Regions from separate parts of the Homo sapiens genome. Here region 2 is linked to region 1. A link is an interaction called in ENCODE POLR2A ChIA-PET data of the cell type or tissue named here. Cell type or tissue: OCI-LY7. All regions are shown on one strand. Each heading gives the region's core, and the rest is flanking DNA. Links, peaks and the distances in the headings are about the cores only.

The links. Peaks named below come from ENCODE experiments on the same cell type or tissue, not always from the same donor. Only the 100,000 strongest peaks of a DNase experiment are listed, where the experiment ranks them.
Region 2: POLR2A ChIA-PET joins it to region 1 with 10 read pairs; 11 of 35 experiments call an interaction of 5 or more read pairs at or near these places.

What each region holds. Positions count from the first base shown.
Region 1 is chr6:118,705,255-118,713,591 of GRCh38, reverse strand. It overlaps a transcript of CEP85L not described here. Among named protein-coding and RNA genes, the nearest start is that of CEP85L, 58 kb to the right of the region's middle. RefSeq lists silencers at 3,465-3,514, 7,412-7,706. In OCI-LY7, for the core only: a CTCF peak has its summit at 4,042; DNase peaks (open chromatin) are centred at 3,441, 3,771 and 4,101; H3K4me3 peaks cover 4,314 bases; H3K27ac peaks cover 2,743 bases.
Region 2 is chr6:118,876,429-118,884,765 of GRCh38, reverse strand. All of the region lies in intron 8 of MCM9 (minichromosome maintenance 9 homologous recombination repair factor), which reads left to right. Among named protein-coding and RNA genes, the nearest start is that of ASF1A, 14 kb to the left of the region's middle. In OCI-LY7, for the core only: no CTCF peak of the experiment used is centred there; a DNase peak (open chromatin) is centred at 3,125; H3K4me3 peaks cover 993 bases; H3K27ac peaks cover 1,586 bases.

The sequences.
Region 1 (8,337 bases), core at 169-8,168:
GATTGGGTTGTTATGCTGGTTGTCATCCACAGCCAAATGCAGCCAAAATTGGGTTTATTTTCTCTCCTTGTGCTCCTTACAAACGCTTAGCAGGTCTGAAGTTCTCTTTGTTGACAATGGCTCCATCCTCCTGTCAGCTTTCTATGATCCTAACCTTGTTAAACCTTTTCCTCTATCATTTTGTCCAGAAAAATCACCAATTCCATGATTCCTTGTCCTACAGGATTTTCAAAGCTGTGCACTGTCTCTGTTCTCACAGGTTCAGACCAGCTTGGACCTAAGCATTGTTAGTTAGACAATGGAAATAGCCTTATTTGTCTCTTGTGTCTAGCTTTCTCGGTCAGACCATCCTGGCCAGCAGCAAACATTCTTTTCATCACTTGCCTGACAAATTTAAATCAGGATTATTCAGCAAGCATTCTGTCAGCTTATTACTCATCTCATTGTCTTGTACGCCTTATTGCAGCCATCAAACCCTTCATTGTTCCATCCTTTAACCACATCCACTTCTGAGGCATCCACATACTCTTCTGCCTGCCACTTTCCACCAAGTGATCCACTTCGTCCCTTTCCAACACTGCCCAAGATTGCCCTTTGTCATGAAGTTTCCCAAGAGTATATGTGATTTCCCAAAACTCTCTTCAACATCCTTTGATCCCTTAGGCACTGAATTGTACAATATAACCAAAGGTGGAAATTAAAAAATTACATGGAATTTTGTTTGTACTTCTACCCTCACCATAAATTGTTCAAGCTTCTTTTGTCCAAGAGTAAGGTCTCCATTTTGGCACAACACCCGAACCTTGGGTGCTCTCTACACACAGGACAGGTTTCCATCAGCTCATGCTTAGTGCAGCGTCATCTTTAAAAAGCTCCACATCTTCCTTTAAAACACAGAAGTTAAAAGATCCTTTCCTGGGCTGGGCGCGGTGGCTCACGCCTGTAATCCCAACACTTTGGGAGGCCGAGGCGGGCGGATCACGAGGTCAGGAGATCGAGACCATCCTGGCTAACATGGTGAAACCCCATCTCTACTAAAAACACAAAAAAATTAGCTGGGCGTGGTGGCAGGCGCCTGTAGTCTCAGCTACTCGGGAGGCTGAGGCAGGAGAATGGCGTGAACCCGGGAGGCGGAGCTTGCAGTGAGCTGAGACCATGCCACTGCACTCCAGCCCGGGCAACAGAGTGAGACTCCGTCTCAAAAAAAAAAAAAAAAAAGAAGATCCTTTCCTGTGCTATGTAACTGAAACTTCTCTTGCTGGATTTCATCCACCCACTCAACAACTTGATCTTATTTATAAAGACTTTCCTCTGTAAGGAAATCATTGACTCTAAATCTGAGCTTTAAAATAATTCTTTTTTCTAAATCTTATTTACATGTTGAATGGCAAAAAAAAAAAAAAAAGGATTTGAGATTTTTAAAAAGCAATTTCTGTCTGCAGACAGACAAATTGTGAAACTGTCAACCTGGAGTTAAGATGCCCGTTAAGCTATTCAATTAGAATATGTTTATTTTGTTAAATAGTTGATATTTGTTAGGTAGATTCATATATTATATAAACTTATCCCCACAATAAAGCTTGGCAATGGATTTCATTATCCTCATATTATAGACAATGAAACCAAAGCTCAACACAAGGTCACCAAGTTACAGGTGGTAGAGCAAGATTGGTGCTCTGGTGTCTAGCCATCTAAGCCCAGTGTTCTTTCTTACTCCTGAACCCACAACCTCTGGTTAGCTCCAAGCCTCCTAATGAGAAGGAGGTGAAGGACCACACTGCATGACTGACAATGCTGCTGAGGTCAACAGACCTATGGGCAATGTGGCATGTTGATCAGATATTTAATTCCCAAATGGATTTGGAATTATTTCCCGGTGTTTCATTCAGTTCCACCGTTTTGTCTATTTATGAGTTAGCATACACTTTCAGTTATCAAAGCTTTATATTTCAGCATCTGGTAGAGCTAGTTCCTCCCTCATTAGACTTTTCCCCCTCAGATTTTTCTTTGTGCTTTGAATCAACTTAGTTCACAAGACCATTATGAATTTTTTTGTCATATATCAAATTTATAGCTTAAATCATGAGAGTTGACATCTTTTTTCATTTTTGAAACAGAGTTTCGCCCTCGTTGCCCAGGCTGGAGTGCAATGGCGCGATCTCAGCTCACAGCAACCTCTGCCTCCCAGGTTCAAGTGATTCTCCTGCCTCAGCCTCCCAAGTAGCTGTGATTACAGGCATGTGCCACCAAACCCCCCCGCTAATTTTTTTGTATTTTTTTTTTAGTAGAGACAGGGTTTCACCATGTTGGTCAGGCTGGTCTCGAACTCCTGACCTCAGATGATACATCTGCCTTGGGCTCCCAAAGTGCTGGATTACAGGTGTGAACCACTGTGCCTGGCCAAGAGTTGACATCTTGATAATATTTTCCATCTTCCTAATAAAACAAATAGATTTTTCCATCTGCACTAGTGTTCTTTTGTGTTTCCCAGTACTCATGTCTTTGTGGCTTTCCCAATCATAAAGGTAAATCTTTCTATCACTTTTTGAATCGTGTTTCAGTGTTGCTTTCTTTCCCTCTCTCTTCCTTCTTTCAAACAGCACATATGGGCACACATACAAACTTCATTGACAGAGTCATCGAGGGCATTTGAAAGAAATTGAAGAAAAAGGTCCAGGCCCTTTAATGACAGGCACATGATAAGGTGTTCTTTCTCTCTGGAGGAGCATGGCAGTCTGAAACACTCCGCGATCATAGCCTTCATGATGCAGGGACTTTTGTGTTTTGTTCATTGTGGTTTTTCCAAGTGCCCAGGGCAGTACTTGGCACATCGTGGCACTTAATAAATATTTGTTGAGTGAATGAAGAAAAACCCAGTACATGCCTTCCCAAATTCTACTGAAAAGCAGTTATGTTTACCACTATACTATCGATGCCACCCCAAATCCCACTGAAACAAGGCCTTTGGTTTATATTTTCTGGCAGCTGAAACTATGGGTATTTTGTTGTAGAAAGTCTGTTGAGAAGAGAAGCAGTATATAGAGTGTTATCATCTTCCCATGTTGGTTAGACTGACCTGTTTCTCCATTAGAGTATTAGTAATAAATGCCCAATGCTTTATTGAAAACAAATAACCATATTCCATTTTTGCTTCTTAGCAGCCGAAGCCTTGAGATTCACACTTGCACAATGATGTCTTTCAAACTGCATCCTGACAGATACTTCTTGAGCTGTCATAAGGCCTATGGAGAACATCCAGTCAATGTGTAGGTTAAGTTGTCAATGAACAATTATGGTTCTTCTGAGCCATGTTTTAAAGCAAGGCATTGTGCCCCTCCAGTGCTGCAGTGTGTCCGGGCTGTGTGGGATGCAAAGTGTGTGCAGGAAATACAGTCACACTGTGGTTTTACACGGAAGCTCAGGTTGCCTCTTATGAATATGTATGATGGGGCTGGATCATGCTCTTGCCACTTGAGTTTACTTGAGCTTAACTTAACCCCCACATACCCATTTCCTGCCTATCATTTGAAGACGTTCCTTGAGGAGGTTTGAAAAAGTGAGTTGTTTCTCCAATTGTGGAGCATTTTCCTTTTTTTTTCTCTTAAAGATGATGACAAACTACACCCTGATTTATTTTTATTCACTGTGAGTCATTTGCTAGTCTTATTTTATAGATAATATTTTATACCTCTTGCTTAGAAGCAGATGGGAAAGTTCAAGGAAACACCCCCTGCAACAGAGGAAAAGTACTCGGATCTAGATTGCTATGATGGTGTCCTTGCTGGAGTCCTGATAAGCAGCCCTGTCAGGGGGAAAGGAACAGATGGCAAATGGTCTTTGCAGAGCAGCATTTGGAGTGTTTTATCTTTGTTTTAGAAATGACTGTTACTCTGCATTTACTGTGAACTCTGCGTACTCCTGAGAATGCAGAAAATAAGCTGGAAAGTCTTTCCTATTATTCGTAAAACAGGTCACTGGATGTAAAGGGTACTTGGCCAACTGGGAGCGCTCTCTCTCTCTCTCTCTCTCTCTCTCACACACACACACACACACACACACGCCAATTGTTGTTACTGGTTATCTTTATGAGAGGAAATGGGGGAGGGGAGAGGAGCTCTAGCTGCTCTGTCGCCAAAAGGCAGAGCTCCAGAAAGCCGAGTGGGGAGCCGCATGCGCTGAGAAATGCCAGCATGTGTCACTTCCCAATCTGGCGTACACACTCAACTCCTGTTTGACATACTTTACAAAGCAGACAGGGACTGGCAGGGGTGTTTCCTCTGGACAAACATTAATGAGTGAGGAAATGGGCAAATGTAGGTTGCTATGCAGTTGTTTTGCTGTTGATGTGGGAGTAAAGCCAGGCAGCACTTAGACTGGGGGAATGTTCTCATGATTTCATGGAGGTCGCTACCCTCCCATAAGAGAACTCACGCTCATGGGTTTTCCTTAAATGACAGCAGTTGGGAAGAAAATGTGCCTTCGTCTTGATGTGCTGCTCTTGTTTCTCTGTGGGCTGTCAGTCCCTTTCCGAGATCTGTTAGGTACAAAATCGGGGCTATTCTATATTACCGGTTTCTAATGAACTGCCTGTTTTGTTTGCTTTTAGTGTTAGTCATTCTTTTTCTATATAACACTCATATTTTAAAAATTTCTCAACACTGTTTTTGGCATTTAAAGTTCATGATTTAAGAGCTGATGGTTTTGCCTTGTCATTAAATGGTGAAATAACAGGGTTAAAGTGAGGTTAACAGGATTTAGAACCCCTATTTGACCAGTCTTTCTTTCGCCTGAAAAATGGTAGGGAAAAGGGAGGGAGGAAGGAAGGAAGGAAAAAAGTCTATTCAAGGAAAAATCTTAAATAGGTGAGATTATTGACTGAATTCAAGTTTATCTGAGCTAAACCTTTTTATATGCTGTTCCCATGTCATACTTTATTGATTCAACACATAGCTTTCAAGAGTAGGTTCTGTGCCAGGTATACGAGAAAAACAGCATTTTGGCTACCATTTAATAATAGACTCTTTTAATTCTCTTCCTAAAAAGTAAGTTCTTTTTTCATTGTGTATCTCATATTCTGTCTCCACTGCCACTAGAGTAACTAGAGTACCTGTGACTTTTATTAACACAATTTTGTTTCGTGAAAAGTTTATGGGTTATCTTTTCCCTATATCCAGGTATCTTTACTCTGTTCAGCTATCCTGGACCACACAACTTAATCCAAGGCCTTGGAAGCATGTTGTATTTTACAGTCTTGCAAATTTGCTTTTCAGTGAAGTCTTTGCAGCCTTCCATCCCAGGCCCAGATTGCTTCTAGACACCTCGCTCATGAACTCCAGTTGCTTGTGTACTCATCTGTCTCCAGACAGGCTGTGAGTAACTTAAGGGCAGGGCCTGTGCCTTGTTCATCTGTGAAGTGATGGCAATATAGTCCGAACTTAATAAATATTTGCAGGAAGAAATGAATATTCCCAAAGATATCTTTGTCTATATATTCCGACCTTTTGGCCTTCTATTTTATAGGATTGAACTCTAAGAGTTAGTAGGTTTGTCGGTTGAAGTCTATATATGTTTTTTAAATTTTAGTAGATGCTGCCAGATTGTTTCCCCCCCGTCCCCCCCCCAAAAAAGCAACTCTTTCTCCCATATTTCTACCAGTAATAGGTTGTATTGGTCTTTTAGATTTTTGACAGTTTAGTAGCTATAAAGTGATATTGCAATGTTTAATTTTTATTTTCCTGGCTATAAGTGAGCTTGAGTATCTTTATATATGTTCATTGGTTCAGATTTGCTGTTCCGTGAATTAAGGTTTTACGTATTTTGCCTATTTTAATACATAAAAGTTTGCACATGTTTAAATATATTTACAAGCAAAAAGTATAAAACTCCTATACCTAAAAATTTCAAGCCACTTTACCTAAAAATTTCTATGTATCCTACAGAAATACTTAGATATATAAACAAAAATAAATGCATAAGCATCTCATTAGCACATTCTTTGTAATAACAGAAAATGAAGTTTAATAAAAAGGAAGTAGTTTAGTAAGTGTTGGTGCTTCCTCACTGTAGAATTGAATGAGGAGCTAAAAAGAATGAGGTAAGGCCAGGTGCAGTGGCTCATGGCTATAATCCCAGCACTTTGGGAGGCCGAGGCGGGAGGATTGCTTGAGCCCAGGAGTTTCATTCCATCCTGGGCAACATGGCAAAATTTTATCTCTACAAAAAATACAAAAATTAGCTGGGCATGGTGGCACACACCTGTAGTCCCAGCTACTGGGGAGGCTGAGGTGGTGAGAGGATCATCTGAGCCTGGGAAGTTGAGGCTGCAATGAGCTGAGGCTCCAATGAGCTCAGTCTGGGTGACAGAGTAAGAGCCTGTCTCAAAAAAGAAAAAAAAAAAAAAAGCAGATGAGGAGGAATATGAGAAGGAAACCCAGGAGGACTGCTGGGACCAGCCTGGAGGGACCAGTACTTGGGGTCACAGAGTTGGAATGGCATCCATGGCAGAGTTGTGATCTCTCTCCAGGAGAGATAGCCTGGGCTCAGACAGGGAGATATGAAGATGAACTCATTGAAGTTTGGGGATTTGCCAGGCCAATGAGGGGCAAGGGAACTGAGATACTGAAGAGAATGGTTAAAGGGATGGCTCATGAGAGCTCCATGGGGTAGGGAAGCAGTGAAGTGAAGAGGACACTAATAGGGAAAGAATTCCAGGACTGGAATCACAAAGCGAGAGTCTTTTTGGGGTGTGGGAAGAGTAGCTAAGCGAGAAGTGGAAGAGGAGGGGATTGTGATTGGAGAGAAAAGTTCCCTATAAGACTAGACCACATTGATGAGGAGGACGGAAAGGAAAAAAGGAATTAGATGTTCAAAAATGTAAGAAAAGAAAATATGACATGGTGGCGTTTCCTGATATCTCAAGTTGAGAAAAGAAAGTTAAAAGAGAAGTGAATACTGGAAGACAGTGAAGGTTTTGTATAATTTAAAGTAAGTGGCACATAAAATAAAAATTCCAGGAGGTTCAAATGTATGTTTCATCAGTTGAGGTTACCCTAAGATAAAAGTTGAAATTATGTTAAAACTTTCTGAAACTCTCAGAAGACCTAACATCTCAAAGGGGCTAGATTCTAGAAAGAAAAAGCTTGCCAATTCCAGTTCTGGCTAGGCATTCTTAGAATACCTTAGAGTAGGTTTTAGTCTTACAGGGTTTCTGCTTTCAGAATATCAACAGGTCTTGACAAATAAAGCTTTTGAAATTTCCCTCTACTGAAATGCTCCATCTGCATTTCAGGATAGTGATGGAAATGCATCAGCTTCATTTCTGGCACTTTGATTGATGAACTTAGACTTCAATATGAAGAAAACCACTGTTCTTCTATCTAGAAAATGAAACTAAAAATAATCCCCTTGTCAGAGTGTCTGTGTTCTGTGGTTAAATTTAAGGCAACTTATTGAGTATTCATTACATGCTGGATACGAGCCCTTCCCTGACAGAGAGCACAGAGCACTACCAGAGGAGCTGGGACACACACCTACATAGACGGCCGTGATACTTCTTAAGAAGCAGCTCCCAAATCTACCCAATTAGCACAGTGCTCACTGTGGGCAAAAAGCTGAGAGCAACAATGTGGGGGCGGGCTTAGCAGGAAAGGCCTCCCAGGCATTGCATAAATGCAAGAGGTCAGAGAAAGAATTCACACCAGGCAAGGAAATTATTTATGGTATTGCAAGGGTGAAAAGATTTTTTTTCAAATCTCCTGGTATCTCTGTTACTCTGCCCTAGTGTTTGGACATATGGAGTTACCATTCCCATTAAATTATTAAAATGTGCCAGAAGACTTGGAATCCCTCAAGAGCATATTGTGAGAAGGGCTCACACACCTCCAATTATGCCTTTGGCACAAGTGCCATGTCAGATTGATGTCTGGAAAAGGATTGAGATTTGGAAAACCACATAATGATTTCTTGTATTGTTTTATCCTTCATTTTGTGCAAATCACACTTACCATGCCATTAGTAGCTTCCTCACAACTCAACAATGTTAAGAGGGACTTGCTAGCTAACTTGATCCCTAATGGAAACCTTTTACTAGGGAGGGCTGGATTTGGTTCCGGGGTCAAGGCAAACACCCTTCAATGAGCCCATGCCATGCCTTGTAACTATATTTTAAACATTTTCATTGTTCCTTCTGCAGAAATTATATCTCTTCCTCCCTTCTGCAAATTGTCCAAGCCCAAAAAGATATTTTGTGCTTATTTAGTGTTATCTCACAGTCTGGGGCAAATTATCAATAAAACAAGAAGCCAAAATCTAATAAGAAAAGGCAGGATATGAGAGGGT
Region 2 (8,337 bases), core at 99-8,098, 170 kb before region 1:
TCCGGCTTTCTCATTGATATTTACATACGTATGTTTTTCCATCCTTTTACTTTCAACCCATTTCTTTCTTTGAATCTAAAATACCTCTTGTAGATAGCATATAGTTGGTTTTTCTTTTTTGTATCCATGCTGTCAATATATGCCTTTTGATTGGATTATTCAGTCCATTCACATTTAATGTTACTGATACGGTTGCATTCCTATCTGCCATTTTATATTTTGTCTTCTATATGTCTCAAGTTGTTTTGTTTTTTTTTAAATTCCTTTTTTACTGCTTTCCTTTGTATCAAATGAATATTTTCTAGTATAGCATTTTTTATTTCTTTAATGATTTTTCTCTATTTTTGTTATGATTTCCTTAGTGGTTGTTATAGGGCTTACTTAATGTATCAGTGTTTCAGATGTAGACTTATTTTATTTCACTGAGATACAGAAATGTTGTCAATTCTATACCATTTTCCCCTTTTTATGCTGTAATTGTTACACATATTTCATCTGTATATGTTACAAACACAAAAATACATTGGTATAATTATTGTTTTATGTAATTTTATACCTTTTGAAGAAGCTCAGAAAAGAAGGAAGAGCAAGAGTTTGTTATATTAACTTTCTTAATTACTATTTCTGGCTCTCTTCATTTGTTCTTGTAGATTTGAGTTACCATCTGGAGTCATTTCCTTAATCCAATATAGCTTTCTTTCCACCTGCATTCTTTTGCTGTTACTGCCAAATATATTGCATTTCTATATGTTATAGGCCCAACAATACAATTATATACTTTTTTATACAATTGCTTTTAAAATCAGTTTAGAAAAGATATGTGTCTCTAAACTGTTTTTTCTAGTTACATAATTACCTTTGCCAGTGCTCATTCTTTTTTCAATTTGAGTTATCACCCAGAGAGATTTGCTTTTGGCTTAAAGAACCTCCTTTAGTAATTCTTTTAAGGCATGTCTGCTAGCTACTGATGCTCCCAGTTTTTGTTTATCTGGGAATGTCTTTATTTTTCCATAATTTTTGAAAGATAGTTTTGCTGGATATCAGACTCCGGGTTCGATTTTTTTTTTTCTTTCAGCACTTTGAATATGTAATCCCACTGCCTCTGGCCTCCACTGTTTCTGATTAGAAGTCAGCTCTTAATTTTATTGTGGCTCCCTTTTAAATGAAGAGTTGTTCTCTTATTGATTTAAAATTTTCTCTTTATCTTCAGTTTTCAGCATTTCTGCTATGATTTATGGGTGTGGATTTTTTAAAACATATATCCTACTTGGATTTTGTTGAGCTTCTTGAATGTATAGTCCATTGTTTTTCATCAAATTTGGAGAGTTTTCAGTCATTTTTTTCTAACTTTTTTTCTACTCCTTTTAGTTCCCCTCCTTCTGGTACTCCCAATATATATATATTATTCTGATTAAAGGTGTACAACATTTCTTTGACACTCTGCTCATTTTTTATCTTGCCCTTTACCTCTGTTCTTTGGATTGCATAATTTCAACTGATCTCTCTTAAAGTTTGCTGACTTTTTCTTCTGCAATTTCAGGTTTACTCTTGAGCTATCTAGTGAATTTTTTGTTTCAGTTATTGTACATTTCAAATCCAGAATTCTTACTTGGTTTTTAAAAATCCTTTTTATCTCTTATTGATATTCTCTATTTGTTGAGACATTGTCATCATCCCTTTTTTTTTTTTTTTTTTTGCATCTTTGAGCACATGTAAAATGGCTACTTTGAAGGCTTTGCCCACTACATTTGAAATCTGGATCCTCTCACAGGCAGCTTCTGTTGTCTGCTTTTTCTCCCTGTGTGTGGGCCACATTTTCCTGTTTTTTTGCACATCTTATACTTCTTTGTTAAAAACCGGATATTTTAATTTAATGTATTATACCAGTTCTTTATATTAATTCTCCTCCAGGCCTCGTTTTTTATCCTTTTTTTTATTGTTGTTTGCTTGTTTAGTAACTTGGCTAGGTTCATTTCTTGAAGTCTGTGTCTCCTCACAGTGTGAAGTCGCTGATGTTACTCCTCAGAGGCAACAGCCTTTACGTGTGTGTACAGTCACTCTTAGGATGATAATTTTAACCAACCTTTCCTTGACTCTCTCCTTGATCTCTGTTAAGCTATCTGTGCTGTTTGGTATCATACTCGGCTGGTAGGCTCTAGTTGTTGATTGCTCTGTTCTTTTTGGCAATGCCCTGGGGATAAGTTGCTCAGCACTCTGGTTCAATTAAATTTGGTCAGGGATACTTTTTGAATCCAGTACTTGAGGTTTGTTCTGACCCCAGAAGTGCTCTTGTTGGCTGTTTCCCTGGTTCTCTATGGTAAACTAGCTGGCCTATGGTTTAGCATACAGCTGTAATAGAGCTACCAGCCTTTTTATTACTTGCTACCAAAATCTCCATTAGGCTTGAATTTCCCTGCACTGTGTTCCAAATAAAGTCAGTTTCTTGTGGGGGAAGATTCAGATTTTCCTTTCCCTGTTTTTGTGGACTCTCTCTCCCCCTGGTCAAACTCTCTGAGCTACTGCTCCAGCCAGGGGGCGGAAATGGTAGCCTCTGCCCTTATTGGCTTTGTCTTTCCAGGTGGAACCTTTACCTTATGAGTCAGCTGGATTGAAGGCATTTGGGGTGCCGAGGATTCTTTGCCTGTCACACCTAGGGTAGATCCTCTACTCTGTGCGTTGGGATTGGGTGGAGGAAGGAAGATCGTGACCTTTTGGCCACAGTCACCAGGAATTTAGCTTCTGTACCTCACACGTGGAGGGGATAAGAAATGCTTTCTACCCCTCCTGGTACGATATCTTATCCCTTGATTAAGAGCTCATAGGGAGCTCCTCTTCTTGACCACATTCACCTGTAGTGAAGCCTCCATCCAGCTAAGCAAGAAGAGAAGGGGAGAGGCAGGAAGCAGGTCATGATTTAAGTGTCTTAGACTCTCACTATTCTTATGAAGTTTTAGATTTCAATGAATAAATGTTTCTTCATTTACTGTATGCCCTTAGATTTTCCATAGTCTGTATAAATGGTTGGATTTTAAAAAATAATTTTCACCAGTTATACTTGCTTCAGTGAGGAGGATGTCCATGGAGCTCCTCACACTGCCATTGCAGAAGTGAAACCTCTGAAGTGATGTTTTTAACGCTGTTTTCACTGTTCAGTTTTTCTAAGTGCAGTCATTATTCCTGGTTTGCTAGTAATTTCTGGTGCCATTTTTCCTCCCTTGGTGTTTTTAATGAAGCTTTATTTGGTCACTAGTTCCATGTCCTCATAGAGAAAATGTAATACTTATACAATAAATTCCGCACATTGACTCGCTCACTGAATTTTACCATAGGATACAAACAAACTACAAGTCAACAGGAAGATGAGTGCTGTTTTTTGGAAGGGTGTGTATAAATATGTATTGACTGGAGGTACTAGTTGGGAAATGGAAAGTTTCAAGGAGGAAGGAAACGTTCTTATCTAGATGCGGAGGGAGTCAGGATTGAAAAAGGTGGGGCTCAGGAAAGTTAGGGTGTATAAATTAAACATTATTATAAAATTATACGTAATCCTTGGCTGACATAGTACTTCAGTGCATTATGCTTACTTTAGTGCATGCAGTAGTTCATCCGGGGTTTTGCTTTGCATGATTTCAATTTCCCATAGTCAATCACTGTCTGAAAATAGATGAGTTCATTACAGTAAGATATTTTGAGAAAGACCACGTTCACATAACTTTTATTGCAGTATATTGTTATAATTGTTCTATTATTATTTTTTGTTAATCTCTGTGCCTAATTTATAAATTACCTTATCTTAGGTTTGTATGTGTAGGAAAAACATAGTGTGTATAGGGTTCAGTACTAGCCACACTTTCAGGCATGCACTGGGGGTCTTGGAACGTATCCCCTGTGGATAAGGAGAGACTACTATGCTTTGATATTAACAATAAATGTTTGCTGAATTGTTGAACACAGGAATCCTCTACAAGAAGAGAGAATGAATTGGTACTCATCCCTTTGTCCCCTGGCTGCCTTCTACTAACTTCCCTATTCCAGTACTAAAAACCCAAAGTTTGAAAGGAAAGACATCTTAAATATAATCACCTTTTAATCATTAGAAGTACTATTTATTTCCCTCTTCTTGCCTCTCATAAGACAGAGACAAAGAGACAACTTTGTTTTCCTTCTGTCTTTTGCATTCAAGGAATTAACAAAAGTGGGAAGAAATACTTAGCTGTCTTAGTTTTTAATTACCTTTGCCACAGATTTCAGGAAATGGCTGAAAGTCCTTTCTGTATTGCTAAGAGACAGATTTAGAAGGGATTTTTAGAACCTTTAGTCCTTTAGGCAGTTACCTACTCATTGCATAAATACCTTTTTATACTATCCTGACAAGTGGACATTCTACTTTGACTTACTTTGATGAAAAGTTCACTATTTTGTAAGGCAGCTCATTCCTCTTCAAACACCTCGAGTTTCCAACAGTTCCTTGTAAACTTCTACATGTTAGTCTCAGTTAATTTCTTTTGAAGCTGCTACAAATTTATCTAATTCCTCTTCCATAGGAGAGTTTTCAGAGGATATAAAAATTTCGATTCCCTGTATTTTTTTTTTTAATTAGGCTAAACAGACCCAATGTTACAAACCATTCTTTAAATGGTATTATTTGCATGTCCTTCATTATTTCATTGCCCTTTTTATTCTTTCTTTTTCTTTTCTTTGGTGTTTTTTTTTTGTTGTTGTTTGTTTGTTTGTTTTGTGCACTCTCACTCTGTCGCCCAGGCTGGAGTGCAGTGCATGAGCTCGGCTCCACCTCCCAGGTTCAAGTGATTCTCCTTGCCTTGCCTCCCAAGTGGCTGGGATTACAGGGACCCACCACCACGCCTGGTTAATTTTTGTATTATTAATAGAGACAGGGTTTCACCATGTTGGCCAGGCTGGTCTCAAACTCCTGACCTCAAGTGATCCACCTACCTCAGCCTCCCAAAGTGCTGGGATTACAGGCATTAGCCACTGCACCCCGCCTAGTCTTTCTATTAGTTTTTTTTTTTTTTAATTTGATGTCCCAACATGGACATTAAAACACTAGATCAAGAATTGGCATCCTTTTTCTGTAAAAGGCCACATACTAGTATTTTTTATTCTGATGGCAGTATAATGTCTATCACAACTACTTACCTCTGCCATTATAATATGAAAGCAGCCATAGACAGTATGTAAACAAATTAGCATGACTGTATTCCAATAAAATTATATTTCCAAAAACAGGTAGCTAGGCCACATTTTGTGCATAGATCCTCTAGAAGTTGTCTAACAGATATCTACACTTGTGAATGCTATTCTTGTGTTAATGCATTTTTAAGATCATATTCAGATATTTTGACTGATATTAGTATAGCTTCCTCAATTCTGTTTTGGTTATTGTTTGAACAAAATATCTTTCTCCATCCTTTCACTTTTAACCTATTTGTGCCTTTAAGTCTAAAGTGTGTCTCTTGTAGACAGCACATAGTTGGATCATGGGTTTTTTTTTTTTTTCCCCCTCCATTCTAACAACCTTTGCCTTTTCATGAAGTAGTTCATCTGTTTCCATTTAATGTAATTACTCACAAGGCAGGATTCATGTATACTATGCTCCTCTTTGTTTTCTACATGTCTTATGTCTTCTTTGTTCTTACATTCCTCCATTTCTGCCTTCTTTTGTATTTTTTGTCTGTTTTGTTTTGTTTTTGAGACAGGGTCTTCCTCTGTTGCCCAGGCTGGAATGCAGTGGTATGATCTTGGCTCACTGCAGCCTCCACCTCTTGGGCTTAAATGATTCTCCTAACTCAACCACCCAAGTAGCCAGGACTACAGGTGTGTGCCACCTGCCCAGCTAATTTTTGTATTTTTAGTAGAGACGGGGTTTTGTCATGTTGCCCAGGCTGGTCTTGAACGTCTGAGCTCAAGCAATCCACCCACCTCAGCCTCCCAAAGTGCTGGGATTACAGGTGTAAGCCACTGTGCCCAGCCTCTTTGGCATTAAATATATTAAATATATATTTTCTAATGTATTATTTTAATACCCTTCTTGTTTCTTATATATTTAAAGATATTAATAGTTGCCTTGGGGGTTATTACCAACTTTTTAATTTAAAGCAGTTTAGTTCAGATTAATGCCAATTCAATTTTCATAGTGTGTAAAAATTTGTTACAATGTAATTCTATTCCCTTTTCTTTGTGCTATTATTGTCATACAAATTATATCTTCATATGTTATAAGCCACTCAACACATTTTATAATTTGTGCTTATACAATTTTCTTTTAAATCAGATAAAAGAAAAAAAGTTACAAAGTTACAGTTATGCTGTCTTTCATTTTTTACCTATATAGTTATCTTTATTGGTGCATTTTATTTCTTCATGTAGGGTTGAATTACCATCTTAGTGTTTTTTCATTTCAGCCTGAAAGACTCCTGTAGTATTTCTTATAGGTCTATTAGCATTAATTTGTTTTTGCTTTTTTTTAACTTTACATTAATTAAATTGTAGACTATGTATTTTTTGATCAGTATTATCTTTTAATATTCTCTCCATATTGTGTTTAGCTGTACAATACTTTATCTTGTTTTTGTTTTTCTGTTTTGAGGCAGGGTCTCGCTCTGTCACCCAGGCTGGAGTGCAGTAGTGTTATCATAGCTCACTGCAGCCTGGAACTCCTGGGCTCAAGCAGTCTTCTTGTCTTAGTCTCCCAAATGGCTAGGATTACAGTCATGCACCACCATGCCTTGCTAATTTTTTAAATTTTTGTAGAGATGAACTCTCACTCTGTTGCCCAGGCTTGTCTTGAACTCCTGGCCTCAAGTGATCCCTCATCTCAGCCTCCTAAAGTGTTGAGATTACAGGTGAGAGCCACCACACCAGGCCTAGTACTTTGTTTTTTAATTGTTATGCATTATTCCACGGTCTGAATATACCACAATTTATTCATCTGTTCTGTTGATAGCCTTTTCAGTTGTTTCCAGGTTTAACTATTATGAAGAATTTTATGATGAGCCCTCTTTTACCTATCTCCCTCCTGGTGCAGATGGTCACAATCTCTGTATGGAACAGACTTAGCAGTGAAGTTTCTGAGTACATGAGTATGTATAACTGAAACTTTTGTAGATATTGCCAAACTCTTTTCCAAAATAGTTGTATCCGTTATTATTCCCATTAGTAGCACATGAGAGTTGACTTTGCCTCACAACCTTGCCAGTACTTGCACTGTCAGATTTTTAAATACTTAACCATACTTGTGGGTGTGTAATGGCATTACACTGTAGTTTTAATTTGAATTTTCCTTATTATTTATGAGGTTGAGCACCTTTTCATGTGTTTATTGACTTTCTCTTTCATGAAATACCTATTTTAAGTCCATTCTCCATTTTTCCATTAGGTTGTCTGTCTTTCTCTTAGTGGTCTTGGCTAGGTTATGTAGTACTGAGTAAGAGACCACTTCAAAACTTAGCAGCTTATTTTGTTTACAGATCTGCAATTTGGGCAGGTTTTTTCTGTTCCATGTGCATCAGCTGTGGCAGCTCAACTGGGGGCTGGAGGATCCACTTTCAAGATAGCTACTCATATGCTTGGCACATTGGTGCTGACTGTAGGTTGGGTGCTCACCCTGGGCTGTGGGTCCTTGGTCCTCACTTTCTGTCCACACAGGCCTCTCTGTAGGTTGCTTAGGCTTCTTTACAACATAGTGGCTGGGCTCTAAAATCTAGCATTCCAAGAAAACAAGTCAGAAATGTCTAGCATTTTAACAATCTAGCCTTGAAAATGACATGGCATTGTTTTCACCATACTGTATGGGTCAAGGCAGTCACAAAGCTCTGCCCTGATTCAAGGGGAGGGGATATATTGAACATATTTTCATGTGCTTATTTGCCATGTGTATATTTTCTTTTATGAAAGGACTGTTCAAACTTTTTTGCTCAGTTTTTCAGTGAGGTTTTGTTTACTTCTTACTGAGTTTTGCAAATTCTTTATATATTCTGTGTACAAGTCCTTTATCAGATAAAGGATTTGCAAATACGTTCTCCCAATCTGTTGCTTATCTTTCACATTTTCTTAACATTGTAGAAGAACAAACATTTTTAACTTCAGCGAGGATCAACTTATAATTTTTCTTTGAGTACTGTGCCTTTGATGTCATATGTAAGAAATCTTTGCCCAACTCAGGGTCACAACAGTTTTTGCTTATTAATTAATAAAATTTGTTTTTTAGAGTAGTTTTAGGTTTACAACAAAGCTGAACAGAAACTATAGTTCCTATATTCTCCCTCCCTGCCATGCATACAACCTTCTCTAGTGTCAGCTAGTTTCAGAGTGGTACAT